Linked DNA regions of Homo sapiens: region 2 is linked to region 1. Evidence: chromatin loops called from intact Hi-C (ENCODE). Cell type or tissue: CD4-positive, alpha-beta T cell. All regions are shown on one strand.

What was found. A loop is a pair of places that touch in the nucleus more often than their neighbours do. Peaks named below come from ENCODE experiments on the same cell type or tissue, not always from the same donor. Only the 100,000 strongest peaks of a DNase experiment are listed, where the experiment ranks them.
Region 2: it touches region 1 in a loop (11-fold over the local background); 28 of 110 quality-filtered maps call a loop at or near these places.

The regions. Positions count from the first base shown.
Region 1 is chr3:170,354,080-170,362,079 of GRCh38, forward strand. It overlaps SKIL (SKI like proto-oncogene), which reads left to right and starts at 3,636. Exons shown (of 7, transcript NM_005414.5): 1 at 3,636-3,684; 2 at 5,620-7,350. The coding sequence starts at 6,253. RefSeq lists enhancers at 2,209-2,308, 7,728-8,000 and silencers at 2,589-3,488, 3,649-3,878, 3,929-4,058, 4,149-4,218. In CD4-positive, alpha-beta T cell, a CTCF peak has its summit at 4,262 (motif pointing right); DNase peaks (open chromatin) are centred at 2,842, 3,232, 3,582, 4,262 and 1 weaker place; H3K4me3 peaks cover 2,106 bases; H3K27ac peaks cover 1,062 bases.
Region 2 is chr3:169,759,840-169,767,839 of GRCh38, forward strand. It overlaps ACTRT3 (actin related protein T3), which reads right to left. Exons shown (of 2, transcript NM_032487.5): 2 at 7,082-8,000. The coding sequence ends at 7,593. It also overlaps TERC. Among named protein-coding and RNA genes, the nearest start is that of ACTRT3, 5.7 kb to the right of the region's middle. RefSeq lists enhancers at 4,602-4,691, 4,850-5,389, a silencer at 4,902-5,161 and promoters at 5,153-6,019, 5,153-5,657. In CD4-positive, alpha-beta T cell, a CTCF peak has its summit at 3,285 (motif pointing right); DNase peaks (open chromatin) are centred at 3,292, 4,732 and 5,322; H3K4me3 peaks cover 1,907 bases; H3K27ac peaks cover 2,105 bases.

The DNA.
Region 1 (8,000 bases):
GACCGGGTGCTGTGGCTCACGCTTGTAATCCCAGCACTTTGGGAGGCCAAGTCGGGCAGATCACCTGAGGTCTGGAGTTCGAGACCAGCCTGGCCAACATGGTGAAACCCCCTCTCTACAAAAATACAAAAAATGAGCCAGACGTGGTGGTGCGCGCCTGTAGTTCCAGCCACTTGGGAGCTAGCACCACTGCACTTCAGACTGGGTGAGAGAGCCAGACTCCATCTCAAAAGAAGAAAAAAAAAAGTTAAAGATCATAATTCCGAAAAAAAGAAATTAACGAAAAGCTACAGGAAAAAAATGAGATGGAAAAGGAAATGGTTGACATTCTTTTGTGAAACTGACCTCCTAGCATTTGACTTGCTGCTAAACAAACAAAACAAAACCTTTTAAACACATTTTTTTAAATCGAGGCTCAAGGAAGGAGGACTTTGGCAGAAGGACCATCAGAGACCATAACTGGTTTCTTTTCTTTGGAAAAGAGCAGAAGGTGTAAATGCAAACACAAGCCAGTGTTTGCATGCTCAATTAACATTTGAATTTCTTCCCCCTCCTTCATAAAAATAAAAATAATTTATGTTGAATTTTTGCATCTTACCCTATCCTTTCTCATTTCCATCTTCTTTGTAATTAATATTAGTGGGTCATTATCAACAGATCAGTAAATGGAGACAAAAGAAAAGCATTTGCCTCAAACTATTTATCAGGTCACAGAACAGAGCTGGCCTTCGAGTTTGTAACCTCTCCATTCTTGGTCTCTGTTATCAGACAGCCATAATTAACGAAGAAGACATTCTAGACTACCTAGTACCAGTTAATTTGGATCTTGTATCTGTACTATTTAATGGAAGAAGATGAAACAATAGGTAGTCCCCACCCCCAATCATTTGAAATTCTCATGCGCAGACAAGCACACTCTCATGGTGGTCTTGCTCAACTCCTGCTGGCAGCCAAGAAGGTGAGGTGGGAGGTCATGCAAAATCCACCTAATAACTACATAACTATTTGTTGACCAATCCTTTAATTGACTTTTCGACACTGATGAAGACCATGAGCCTGTGGAATTACAAAATTCATTACCTCGCAGTGCTTATTTTTTCTAAGGCCTGCATTTTCTGTGTCTGTGCAATTCTGTATTTGGAATAAAGAACCATTATCATTTGTGTTCAATGTCGTATGATACATACAATCAATTTTACTGATAACTTCTGAAAATCCTTAAGTAGGCCTGCAAAAATGTGCCTTCCTGTGAGCCTCCCCATCTGCCTCAGATCTATGTATAAATGGACCCCGTTCAGTTTCACTTGCTTTCAAACGCGTACCTTTGAGGTTTGGGAATTCAAGGACAAAATGATTTTAATTTGATGCATTTTGTACTTTGACCAATAAGGGAAAAATAAATGCCCTCAAATTTGATTGGTTCTAGTCATATTTGCCGGTCACTATTTGTCAAACCATTGCACTTAAAATCACAGGCATGAAAGATCTCTCAAAAACAGATTTCTGAGGAATGCAAATCAACAGAACGGGGAGGCGGATTAATGTGTTTGATTTCTCAAAAGTCTATTTACTGTCCAATTTATCTTCGTCCTTGGACATGCTAGCAAGTAATTATTCTTATGGCTGGTAAAATGACTGCTAAACATTTATTAATAATTGCAGTTTTGGAATTACTTTTTTATTAACCAGTCATGTTGGTTTCTAAAAATTGTTACTTCTGGCTAGACACAGGAGCCAGGTGCTGAGAGTTGACCTGGTGCCAAGTTTCAGGACTGTCCAGTCTTCACATCAGATCTTCAGCTAGGCCTTCTGAATATTCTCACAGTTAGAAAATCTATCCCCCTAGACTCGCAGATGCTGTTTTTCCCCCACTGGCTCTGCACAGAACATCATTATCTTTGCCACGCTTCTGTCTCTATGGCAATAACAGATGGAAAGTGCTGTGGAATTATTCATGTTCAGGAAAGGAGGCAGTCAAGAAGGAAGAAAAGGTGGGGGGGCGGGGTGGAGAGGGGGCACGACCTGGGAGCTCGGCGGTGGAGGCCTAAGGAAGGGAACTTGGGTGGGGGTGCGGGGAGTGGTGGGGATTGAGAGGCTTGTGAGCCTTTCGGAGGCCTGTTGTGAGGAAAAAAAAAATAAAAAGTACGAGCACAAGAGTATTTCCAGCCGGCCGACTGCAAATGTGGGCCCCCACAGGAACAACCCGAAGCAGTAAAACTAGAAGAAATTGGACGAAAATGGGGGGGAAAAAAGGGACAAAGCTCGAGTCTCCTGAATTTTGTGCACTGCTACTCGGTGGACTATTTCAGTTCCTGATCTTGTGGTGGGGTGGAGAAAAGGGGATTTCTTGGTGTTTCGAAATGTGACGGAGCAGCTCTGCAGAGTTCAATATGCTAATCGGCTACCCTGGGAACCAGGAAGACCACCCTACACGCCTCAGAGGGTCACAGCCGGAAAGCTCTTGAGTCCTATCTTCCCTACCTCGTCTCGTCCCTCTCCAAAAAAACACACACACAAAAAAACACCCTCAGTAAACACTGTAAAAACCTTTAATTTATAGCTCCCTTCTGGAACCGAGAGAGCAGCCTGGTGGGGTGGAGGCAGGAGGCTGGGGAGTAGGGACAGAAATGTTTGCTCTCGGTTTTGCCGGAACTTTGGCCACCCCTCCCGCCCGGCCCGATGGCGGATGGAGGTCAGCCAGGGGAAGGCGTCTGGGTGGAGGCCGCCCGGGCGAGGCCGGGGCCGCCGGGGCGGGGCGGAGCGCCGGCAGCTGGCTGGGCGGCCCTCGGGCAGGAGGCCCCGCGGGGGCGAGGGGCAGCCCAGGAGGGAGGTCCCGCGGGGGCGGGGAGCAGAGCCGGCCCCGGGGGCCCTGCAGGGCGGCCGCCGCCCGGCTGCCTCCGGGGCGGGGCGGCCCAGCTGCGGCCCCGCAGGGGGAGGGTCGCCCGTGCCTGACCTCGGGCGGCGGCACTCTGCCGGGCGGGCACTGCCTCCGCCCTGCCGGCTGCTGGGGTCGCGCACAGTGCACCGCGCGGCTGCCCTGCCCCCTCTTCCCCGCTGCGCGGCGTCCGAGCGGCCAGGGCGCCCCCGCGTCTGGCCCATCACCACAGAGCGGCGGGTGGGGCGGGGGCGGGGCGGTGGCCCCAGACAGCCGGCTGGGCGACTAGAGGAAGGAAGGAGGGAGGGCGGCGGTGAGGGTGGGGTGGGGAGGGAACATCCTGTCTGCGCCGGGTGCACCGCAGACAGCGCCGCGCGCCAGCTTCCCAGACGGCGCGCGGGGCCAGAAGCGCCGGGCGCGCGCCTGGGGGGAGGGGCACGCGCGCGAGACGACGGGGCCAGGGGGGCGCTCTGAGGAGCCACAATAGGCCAGACGGCACGCGCGTCCACGAGGGGGCCGGGAGCCGCGAAGTGGCGGCGGCGGCGACGACGCCGGCGGGCCCGCGCGCGCGGCGCCGCCGCTGGCTCCGTTCCCTTCCCCTCCCCCTCCCCGCCGCCCTCGCTCTCCCCCGGGCGGCCGGAGACGGCGGCGGCGTCTGCGGGAAGCTGTGTGTCTCCGCAGTGACGTGGGCGGGCCGAGGACTCGGTGACGTCAGAGGGCTGTGTGTAGCGATGTGTGTGGGGTTCGGAGCCGCGCCGGCACAGCCGAAGGGAGCGGGCGAGCGGCGACGGCGGCGGCGGCGGGCACAGGTGCGGCTCCGGCTTACGGCGGCGACGCGGCGGAGGCGGCGGGAGGCCAGAGGCGCTCACCCTCCTAGGAGCCCGACGGCGGCGACAGGGGCGGTGGGGAATTCACAAAGCTCGTCGAGCTTACCCGGGCACCGAGGCCCGAGTAGGGGGTTTGGATGCGCGGGTCCCGGGTGGGGTCGGGGCCAGAGGGGGTCGCTAGGCGGGTGTTCCACGGCTGATCACGCTTCGTTGGCCCCAGGCGGTGGGCGCCGGCAGGGCAGGGCGCTGTAGTTGACGGGAGCCGCGGGGACCCCGGAGACCCGGACGCCCGTCACCGCCCCCCTCCCCCAGTCCAGCAGCGCTCCGCGGGGATGCCCTGGTCTCGACCCGGTCCGTCAGCCCCCGGCGGCGCAGGGATCCGCGCCCGGCGCCTAAACTGCCCTGGTGTCCTCTTCGTTCTGGCCCGGGGCTGGCGCGGGGAGGTGCAGCATTAGGGGCGCTGAGGTGACACCCGAGAACTTCCCAGGGAGAGGGTGCGCGGGGGGGTGGATTTCCACAGTCCTTCCCGCGGCCCCCGCGGGGGGGCGGTGTTGGGAGGGCACTTGGGGTTATCCCAGGCTCGCCGGTGGGGGTGGGGGGACTCCTCCCTTTACTTCCCTCCACCCCCTTGCACACCCACCCCCAGGCTTCCCGTGTCCCTTGTTCTCCCTCTCTCCGGGTTAGAGATAGGTGGGTGGCTTTGAGTGGGCGGAGGACTTCAGGGTTTTAGGGGCTCCCCCATTCTAGGTCATGCCTCTTGCTCTCTTCCTTGGCCTGTGTTGAGTAAGGTGTGTTCCTGTGGTGGACGAAAGTCTGTACGATGGTTGGTGGCATTGGTCCTTAATCCTTTGGGTCTGTTTTAAGGTAAAGTGCTGAGAGTTTGGGAAGCAAAAATTTCTATTTATTGGATTTCTTTTGGCTTTTCTCTCAAGAAGGAAGTGGAAAAAGAGTCTTTTCTTTTTCCCTCTTCCTCCATTTGCATTCTTTGTGAGGTTTGTCTGCCTTGTGCTTTTTGTCCCGGATTAGTCTTGTTGAAGGATGGAGATTCCCAGGCGTGGAGTCTATAGCTTTTGGCTTCCATTAAGTAAAATCGCTAACCTTTTTTTAAGAGAAAGTTAATTTTTGCCTGCAGTCATTCCAGAAAAATAGTGTACACGGACTAGCTGAATTAATCCACTTAAAATTGTAACTTAGTTACATATGGTAGATATGTTAACTCCTATCTGATTTTTTTGGATGAAACTGTTGTTTTGTTTTTAAATAGGAGATGAAGTAATGGATTTTTTTCCCTCCCTTAAAATGGCATAGCTGAGAAAGCCCCGGTACTACTAATTGAGATGATCTGCTTAAGAGTCTTCATATTCTGAACTCGAAAGGCCTTTTATGTTATATTATTGCTCGCTTTACGCAACTCCAAATTGCTTTCCTATTTAAATGAATGTTCTTCTAGTAAACTGGTGTTAGATTTAAAGAAATCACTCAAGCTTCACCTTGGTAAACTGAACTCAGTTTAAGATTAAGAAACTGATTTCGGCCGGGTGCGGTGGCTCACGCCTGTAATTCCAGCACTTTGGGAGGCCCGGGCGGGCGGATCACCTGAGGTCAGGAGTTCAAGACCAGCCTGACTAATATGGTGAAACCCCGTTTCTACTAAAAATACAAAAAAATTAGCCGGGTGTCGTGGCTTGTGCCTGTAGTCCCAGCTACTCCGGAGTCTGAGACAGGAAAATTGCTTGAACCCGGGAGGCGGAGGTTGCAGTATGCCGAGATCGCTGCACTTCAGCCTGGGCGACAGAGCGAGACTCCGTAAAAAAAAGAAAAAAAAAAAAATAAAAGAAACTGGTTTCAAATTGGCCCTTTGGCCTCTGGAGCAAATTCAAATGTAACTCTTCCCCAACCCCCCTTCTCTTCTTCCAGATTAATTAAAAGAAGAATGAACTATAATCCTTGAAGATAACTGGGCAATTTTTTAAGTCGGAGGCTGTTCTTACTGGTGTGAGGATTTACACACGTCTTCAGTTTTTCAGCACAGACCAGCAGACCATCATTTTTAGAGGAAATACTCCCTCTGCCCTCCTTTTTGGTTTCCTTGGTGGTAAAGATTAAATTTGGTTGCATCATTTTGACTTGTGTTTGAGTCTAGATTTTATGGCACAAGGAATGGCATAAACTTTTCATGTGTTTTGGTTAAAACAAACCAGACCATTGCATTGACCCTGGACATCTTTAATTGAGAAATTGGTAACTTTATTTTAATATGTATATCTGAAGAATTCAAGAAAACAAAGGCATCCTCAGAGGTGTGCCTCTTTTCTTTATTATTAGAGGCAAAACGAACAATTTTATAGGATTTGTAGTGAAATTATACCAGATTATAAGGAGAACCAAAACTAAGTCGCAAAATTTATTAATTTAAGGGGCTCTCGCTTTGAAAGTTTGAGAGTAAGTTACGATAGGCATTTGTATCCATTCATTACTTTCCTCTTTTCAAATAAGCAACTAAATAGAAATGCTAATCTCAGACTTAATTATTTAACAGAAGAGTGTACCATGGAAAACCTCCAGACAAATTTCTCCTTGGTTCAGGGCTCAACTAAAAAACTGAATGGGATGGGAGATGATGGCAGCCCCCCAGCGAAAAAAATGATAACGGACATTCATGCAAATGGAAAAACGATAAACAAGGTGCCAACAGTTAAGAAGGAACACTTGGATGACTATGGAGAAGCACCAGTGGAAACTGATGGAGAGCATGTTAAGCGAACCTGTACTTCTGTTCCTGAAACTTTGCATTTAAATCCCAGTTTGAAACACACATTGGCACAATTCCATTTAAGTAGTCAGAGCTCGCTGGGTGGACCAGCAGCATTTTCTGCTCGGCATTCCCAAGAAAGCATGTCGCCTACTGTATTTCTGCCTCTTCCATCACCTCAGGTTCTTCCTGGCCCATTGCTCATCCCTTCAGATAGCTCCACAGAACTCACTCAGACTGTGTTGGAAGGGGAATCTATTTCTTGTTTTCAAGTTGGAGGAGAAAAGAGACTCTGTTTGCCCCAAGTCTTAAATTCTGTTCTCCGAGAATTTACACTCCAGCAAATAAATACAGTGTGTGATGAACTGTACATATATTGTTCAAGGTGTACTTCAGACCAGCTTCATATCTTAAAGGTACTGGGCATACTTCCATTCAATGCCCCATCCTGTGGGCTGATTACATTAACTGATGCACAAAGATTATGTAATGCTTTATTGCGGCCACGAACTTTTCCTCAAAATGGTAGCGTACTTCCTGCTAAAAGCTCATTGGCCCAGTTAAAGGAAACTGGCAGTGCCTTTGAAGTGGAGCATGAATGCCTAGGCAAATGTCAGGGTTTATTTGCACCCCAGTTTTATGTTCAGCCTGATGCTCCGTGTATTCAATGTCTGGAGTGTTGTGGAATGTTTGCACCCCAGACGTTTGTGATGCATTCTCACAGATCACCTGACAAAAGAACTTGCCACTGGGGCTTTGAATCAGCTAAATGGCATTGCTATCTTCATGTGAACCAAAAATACTTAGGAACACCTGAAGAAAAGAAACTGAAGATAATTTTAGAAGAAATGAAGGAGAAGTTTAGCATGAGAAGTGGAAAGAGAAATCAATCCAAGGCAAGTTTTTTATATCAATTTTTAATAATGGTAATGGTTTACTTTGAAATGAAAATTCTATGTTTAGTGTGTAACTTAACCTGTATGTTGAACATTGCTCATGCAACAACAACAAAATACCGATTGATATATTTGTATTGCAGTTTTTAGGCCATAAAGTGCTTTGCAGTATGTTTCCTCATTTGACTTTCCAAACATCCTGTGAGAGAAGTAAGACTATTATTCCGTTTTACAGATAAAGTGAATGAAGCTCAGAGAGATAAAATGACTTTCCCAAAATTATGTAGCCAGGGAGTGGAGGAGTTAGGGCTTCTTTTTTTTTTTTTTTTGTGCTTTTAGTAGAGGCCAGGTTTCAGCATGTTGGCCAGGCTGGTCTTGAACTCCTGACCGCGTGATCCGCCCACCTTGGCCTCCCAAAGGGCTGGGATTACATCCTTGAGCCCCTGTGTCCAGCCAGGGCTTCTTTTTCTTATCCTCTTTGGCACACATCTTGCTTCTTGACCACTACATCTGTTGTTTTTCTAGGACTCGATAATTTGCGCTTTGGTGTTATCTCCATTTGCAAATGGTACAATGGCCACAATTCCCGTGGGCTCAAAACAGCATTTTTCAGAGATACACCTATGATTTCTGATGTTTCTATGTTTGGA
Region 2 (8,000 bases), 590 kb before region 1:
ATGGACACTGAAAAACAGGCCCACCCCTCAGGCAGAACCACTGGAAGAAATACCCTAACCCCTATACGTGAAGGATTAGCACTACTATTTTCAGAATATTATTAAAATTTAATTTTGAAACTTCTCTTTAGTGATATTCCCAGAAACCTATAACAGATACCACCAGTGTAAACTCCTCTCAAATACATTTATTTTGGGTAGGCCTCAAACTGGTAGGATGGTCCAAACCCTCACCCTTCTAGAGAAAGCACTCAGGAATGCTTAAATTTGCCTAGGCCAAAGGTCGCAAATTAATAGCCTATAATAGACCAGATTTTATCTCAAAACGTTTTTTTATTGGTGCATTGCAATGACTTCAGCTATCAACAACCTAAGCTAGGAGGTCCCCAGGCCATCCTTACATCTGACAAGCTGCCTACAAATTTAGGGGTTCCCACTACCCCTTCAAGTTTCATAATTCAGTAGAATGACTTAGAGAACTCAGGAAAGTGTTATTTCGGTTTTATTACAGTTTTATCATAGCAAAAGGATGTTTATTATAGTTATTATTATGGTTTTATTATAGCAAAAGGATTCAAATCAAAACCAGCCAAAGGGAGAGACACATAGAGTGAGGTCTGGGAGGGTCCCAGAAAGAAGGTTCCATTGTCCCTCTCCTCATGTCCTCAGGGACACATTTTCCTCCTAGCACACTGAGTACTGCCAACCACGGACGTTCATCCAAGCTTCAGTGTGTCCAGAGTTTTTATTGGGGCTTCATTACAGGCATGATTGGATGAATCACTAGTCATAAGGCTCAGACATGTGGCTCCAAGTCTCTCAAGAGGTCGGGCTAGTATCATGGGGCCCAAAGCCCCAACACTCTAATCACATGGCTGACCAACCCCCAGTCATGAGTCATCTCGTTAGTGTAAACTATTGGGTCTAGTCCAAGAGGCCTACCAAGAAAAGACACTCCCACCATTCTTGGTGAATTCCAAGGGTTTAGAGGCTACTTCCCAGGGTTCAGGAACAAAAGCCATCCAAATTCTTTACCATGCACTTATATAATATTTAAATTTTATTTCAATTTAGCTACCAACATTCTATAATCAGTGGTGTTGACATAAAAATCTGAATTTTTGTCTTCTCTTGCAATACTGACAATTTTAGGCTCAATTTCTGTAAGATTGCTGCCTCCTTAAAAAGGGAAGCTCATTCTCCCTACCATCTCTATAGTCTCCATTTTCTTATTCCCAGTGTGATTCACTTCTTTGTTTCCTTTCTGTCCACTGCAGACATTTAAATTTGCATATCCTGGGCTAATTCTTGGGTATTTTCGCTGTTTTTACTTCCATCACATATTATTACCTTAAAAGAATGAACATGAAGGAATGACAGTTACCTTTTGTCACTTCATTCTCATCTTATTTAAAACCACTCCTCCCTTACACTTTGTATGACGGTGGGTGCATGTGTACACACGCTTGTGCCTGTGCCATCTATTTGTCTCTTAAGTCTCGAGCCAGGCTAACATGGAATTTTTGACTGCAGAACCAGGACAAGCTGAATTAAAACTCAATGTCATCCTCAGAGTCAAAACCCATAACCAACTCCAGACCTTACAAAGGAAGCCCCTCATTCTGAAGGACAAAAGAAAAAGCATGTTTCTCAGTATTTTTAAAGCTAATGCTTCCTTCATACGCATAAAATTCTCACATCCTTCATGTGAAATACAACCTAAGTAACAAAATAAAGAGAACAAGTATCGTCATTTGCAAACTTCATATACCCTTTCTCTCACTATACCCCTTTGAGAATCACTGGTTTAAATAATATAAAAGGCATGAAACAAGCCCTAAGTACCTCAGGAACCATGTGGACATCTGTAGTCTCTCTCAGATACAGCTGTCACATAGACCTTGAAGTACAGTCAACCCTCAATATTCATAGATTCTGTATTTGTGGATTCACCTAGTCACCGAAATTGTTTATAATCTCAAAAGCAATACCTGCAGTGCTTTCATAGTCATTCATGGGCATGTGCAGAGCCCTGAAAAGTTTGATTTCCCCAACACATAGGTTCTCTTTTGCCTTTGTAGTCCAAAAAGGACACTATAAACAAGTGTCCTATTTCTGGTCTATTTAATGGCAAGTTTTTCACATTTGTATGCTTTTAGTTGGTGACTGTGCTGTTTAAAATGACCCCCAATCATAGTGCTTAAGTGCTGTCTAGCGTTCCTAAGCACAAGAAAGCTGTGATGTGTCTTACAGAAAAAAAATACTTGTGTTAGCCTTCATTCAGGCTTAAGTGATAGTGTTGTTGAATATGAGTTCAGTGCTAATGAATCAACAACATACTTTAGGATGTCTTTAACAGAAACACACACAAGATTATGTATCGATTCTTTGACAAAAATGTTGTGACCGAATGTTCCCAGGAACCTAATCCCGTAATTCCTCTGGGAGCAATGGTTCAGTATTCACTAATCCAGTGTTCACAGAGGCTTCACAGAATGTAACTACTGCAAATAACTAGAATCAACTGTACTTGTAAAAAAGTGAAACACACACAGCACAAAATCACATCGAAGAGTATTAGGGCGGGAGTGGATGTGGGGTGGAAACCAAGGTTACAACCATTAAGGAGGTTATTTTATTTTAAACCAGAAAGTGACGATGGAGTTAATGCTAACCATCTGCCCCAGGTTAACCAACAAAGACTTAGGGTGCAATACAGTGAACAGAACACTGGACTAGAACTTGGGAAGCCTAGCTTCTGGTCACAACTCTGCAAAAAAATTAACTTAGGCAAGTAAATAACTTAGGCAAGTAACTAAAACCCCTCTCCGCAGCAGTTTCTTCATCTGCTAGAGTCACTCAAATCGGTGGCAGTAAGAAGTCACTTTTGCAATAATTATTATGTACAGAAAGTTTTCACATAAATTATCTCACTGGATGACCTGTATGGTCATCCAGGATGACTGGCCGTCTTTACTCTAGAATTATATAACTTAATCATTTTACCAAAAAGAAACAATATATTTAATGTTTATAATACTAAGAATTGTCCTTTGGACTGTTTGTAATAGACATGTCAGAGGGACGACTTCAAATATGAGCTAGAAAACAACTATGGACTTATTTTTAAATTGAATGTATTAAATCACTGTTTTCTTTTTAAAAATGAAAGAAAAACATTCCCAGTCTGTGGCCATTCTTGCTTCACGGCCCTGCACCACCACAAATGTTGTAAATGTGGAGAAGCAAAAGTACCACTAGATGGAGTAAGAACAAAAGACATGCACTTGTCTGTAGTTCAAGGAGTCCCCGCCCTTGCAAAAGGGATCTTAGTCCCCGCACGGTGGCTCACGCCTGTAATCCCAGCACTTTGGGAGGCAGAAGCGGGCGGATCACCTGAGGTCAGGAGTTCGAGGCCAGCCTGCCCAACTTTACTGAAAATACAAAAAAATCAGCCGGGTATGGTGGTGTGTGCCTGTAAACCCAGCTACTTGGGAGGCTGAGAGAAAATCGCTAGAAACCGAGGAGGCAGAGGTTGCAGTGAGCCAAGATGGGGACACTGCACTCCAGCTCTGGGTGACAGAGTGGGACTCCGTCTCAAAAGAAAGAGAAGAAAAAGCGATCTTAGATCACCTTGAGTAAACTGAGGCTTACTGAAGCTGAGCTACTTCCTCAAGACTCTAGACAAGTTCTTGGCAAAATCATTCCTTACTTTTCCACAAAACCATGCTGATAGGAAAAATATTTTTCCTTATTTAGAGAACATTACCAGCAACAGTGGACTCTAGAGGTTTTTTTACATTTCTTAATTCTAATAGTGCTAAGAAATGTATCTGCTAGACAATTCCAGGGGACCTACTTAGGTAATAGGTTAAAAAGCTACAAATATACATGTTCATAAATTTACTGACATGGTCTTGACTTCTGACTTTCAATCATCAGGATTCAGGCTATCACCCTAAAGGTGGGCCTTTATATACACACCCCTGGCTGCTCTCTCTCTTGGCAACTACCCCCAGATGATCCTAAGGAATTGAAGGTATGGATTTGGGACGGAATTACCTTGTCGTGATAAGTGGGCAGAATGGCCTGTTTGTTTCTTTCAACCTAGTGGGCCATTAGCTTATTTTCTTAAAGGAAATCAGAGCCAATTCTTGTGGGAGACTGCCGGCTGGGAGGGTTGGGGGTGGGGGGTGTGGAATAAATTTCTTTTCCGTCTTTCATTATGCCTAGTGTTCCGTTATTGGAACGCTAAGCTTGTGGGGGTTATATCCTACTGCTCAAGGTCATCGCCAAGGTCTAATTTTTCAAAAAAGAAACTTCTAACCTCTGGCATAAACCGATGACCATTAAAGGAACACAATTTCCAATGTTCATTTAGATCTTCTAATTAAATATTCATTAAATGTTAAATGATCTCTCAAAAAAAAATGACTGTTCTCCCACACCCCGTTGAGGGGACTGGTCGAGATCTACCTTGGGAGAAGCAAAAACCTCAACAAAATCTGCAGAGCAGGAACTAAGTTGTAATACAACCATAAAAGGCAACAAAAAGCGGAAGACGGGAGAACCCACGCAGGAACGGCTCCAGGCAACCCCGGCTCACTGCCCATTCATTTTGGCCGACTTTGGAGGTGCCTTCACGTCTCCTGCCAATTTGCAGCACACTGGCCCAGTCAGTCAGGTTTGGGGGTTCACAAGCCCCCATTGCCGGCGAGGGGTGACGGATGCGCACGATCGGCGTTCCCCCCACCAACAGGAAAGCGAACTGCATGTGTGAGCCGAGTCCTGGGTGCACGTCCCACAGCTCAGGGAATCGCGCCGCGCGCGGGGACTCGCTCCGTTCCTCTTCCTGCGGCCTGAAAGGCCTGAACCTCGCCCTCGCCCCCGAGAGACCCGCGGCTGACAGAGCCCAACTCTTCGCGGTGGCAGTGGGTGCCTCCGGAGAAGCCCCGGGCCGACCGCGGCCTCCAGGCGGGGTTCGGGGGCTGGGCAGGCGACCCGCCGCAGGTCCCCGGGAGGGGCGAACGGGCCAGCAGCTGACATTTTTTGTTTGCTCTAGAATGAACGGTGGAAGGCGGCAGGCCGAGGCTTTTCCGCCCGCTGAAAGTCAGCGAGAAAAACAGCGCGCGGGGAGCAAAAGCACGGCGCCTACGCCCTTCTCAGTTAGGGTTAGACAAAAAATGGCCACCACCCCTCCCAGGCCCACCCTCCGCAACCCGGTGCGCTGCCGGGCGAGTCGGCTTATAAAGGGAGCGGCCGCCGACCGCACGGATTGGCCAAGCTGACTCTCGCGGCTCTCGTGAGAGTCACTCTCTCGGGCGGGCTGGTTGGGGGGAACGGGAAATTAAAGTTCCATTTCCGGCCATGAGGAAGGACGTTGCCCTTCCGCACGTCCGGGAAAGGCTTTGCGTCTTTACTTCCGACCTTCTTTAAAGGTGAAACTAACTTGAGGTATCAGAGGGCCTTTTTTCTATCCTCTGCAGACCAGACGCGGTTCACCTCGACTACCTTAAAAATGGAATTCACAGGAAGATTTTAGGGCCTAAGACACAGAACACTAATTCCTAGTTTTGATCATCACATTTTTTGGAGAACTTTGTGAAAATAGATTCCCAGGCAGCACTGACTACAGCAGAATCTTGTCTCGGCTCAGTGGGATGCGTCCGAGTTCCTACCCTGCCCCCTTCTCCTTAGAATGCCTTCTCCAGCCTCTCCTTGAGCAGAGGATGGCTTTAATCAAGTGTAACTACTACATTATTAATCTTAAGGACTGAATCTCCCTTTTATTAGGAAAGAAAGGCGTTTCAATCATTGACTTTGCTTTAAAGTAGTGCTGTGTCTTGATGAGGTAAAAAGAGGGGAGTAATCCACCATAAATTGTAACGATTTTTTTTTTTGAGACGGAGTCTTGCTCTTTCGCCCAGGCTGGATGGAGTCTAGTGGCGTGATCTCGGCTCACTGCAACCTCTGCCTCCCGGGTTCAAGCGATTCTCGTGTCTCAGCCTCCTGAGTAGCTGGGATTACAGGCGCCTGCCACCACGCCCAGCTAGTTTTTGTGTTTTTAGTAGAGACGGGGGTTTCACCATGTTGCCCAGGCTGGTCTCGAACGCCAGGGCTCAAGTGATCCACCCGCTTCGGCCTCCCAAAGTGCTGGGATTACAGGTATGAGCCACCGCACCCGGCCGCGAATTTTTATAATGGCCAGTATAGTGCAGTTTTACATATAAATGACAGGATGATCTTAAAAGTTTTACTCGTATTCAGTTAGATAAACTCCGTGGAGTTGTCGCTGTCGGTCCTCGATCTGAAAGAAAAGTAAAATATCTCCCTCTCCATCTCTCTCCCTCCTTCTCTCTCTCCCATCCCCTTTTTCTTTCATAGCATCTGCCAGGTTGTAAAGTTTTTTACGGACAGAATCTGACTCCTGTTTTTAGCACTATTGCACTTAGCACAGTACCTTACATAGAGTAGATGCTAAATGCTTTGAGTTATATGTCAACACTACCACCATTCTCTTAGCATCCCACATTATCTCAAACCCTTCTTTCCCCTTCATATCTAAGTAGGCACTAAATCTTGTCAGTTTTCATAATTTCTTTTTTTAAATTCCTATTGCTTATAATCTTGAGTACAAGACTTGGCACTTTATATGTGGACTAGTAACTTTCTAACTGATCACCAAATCTCCAGGGCCTTCCTCATTCAATTTATTCTCCAAACTATCACATTCATCATAACATAGTTTCCTTATGGCTCCTGCTTTTAAATCTTTAATTTCTCTCCTTTGCATATTGGATATTTAGCACTTTAAGCCTTTCAGTCCCTGGCCTTCACTTAACCTTGCTAGTCATAGCGCTTGTTCTGCTCTATATGAGCTCTTGACTTGAACAAAATCAGTCTAAACTTAGGCGTGGTGGTGCATACCTGTGGATTCAGTTACTTGGGAGGCTGAGGGCAGAGCCCAGGAGTTGGAGGCTGCAGTGAGCTATGATTGCACTACTGCACTCCAGCCTGGGACACAGGGCAAGACTCTGCCTCTAAAACTAAATAAATGAATAAATACATACATAAACAAAAATTTTAAAAACAAAATCAGTCTATTAAACATGCCCTGAATATGCTTTGTTCATTCTCATCTTTAGCAACTTGTTCATTTTAGTATGCTTGCCTGGATATCTGCGCTCCATCCCAATGCCACCCCTTCCATGATGGCATACCTCTGCTATGGAGTCTCGTTCCTCACCACAGCAACCTTCTTTCCCTAAACTTCAATAAGCTTAAATCTTATCACTCATTTGGCACATAGCATATTGTACCACAAATGCTCTCTTCCAAGGGAAATATAAGCTCACCAACGTCAAGTTATAGAAGAAACACTATGGGAAACATTATTTTAACTTGGTTCTACTCAATAGACATCTGTTCTTGAGCTTCACCATTATTATCCCCCAAACCCATTATAGAAATACAACAGAAATATTGGCATCCCAATAGGTGAAGTATTTTCTCTTCTCCCAGAAACATATAATATCCAAAGTTTTCTGTCACATATACTCAAAACATTTTCTTCCAACCATTTTATCTGTATTTCAGAAGCATCTTTGGTGTACTATGTTGGGTCCAACTTCTTTAAATTCTGCAGCAGTGATCCACATGTCCTGGAAGGCAGACAAGGATGCAAGAATAGAACCTCCCATCCACACTGATATTTTCCTTTCTGGAGGAGCTATAACTTGCACAGCGGTGTTGGCAGGAGCCACCTTTGCTATATCCTTAACTAACCGCTTGTCTAAACCAGGGAAAGAGGTTGATCCCCCGGCAAGGATAATATTGGAAAAGAAGGAATTCCTCAGGCCTGTATCACATTTCATTATGCTGCTGAAGCATATCTTATCAATGCCAGGGGCCTCAAGGTTCATATGACACGGAGAGAAGAGGGCCTCTGGACAAGAAAAGAGCTGGTCATGGAGCTGGATGACCTTCCCATCAGGTAGTTG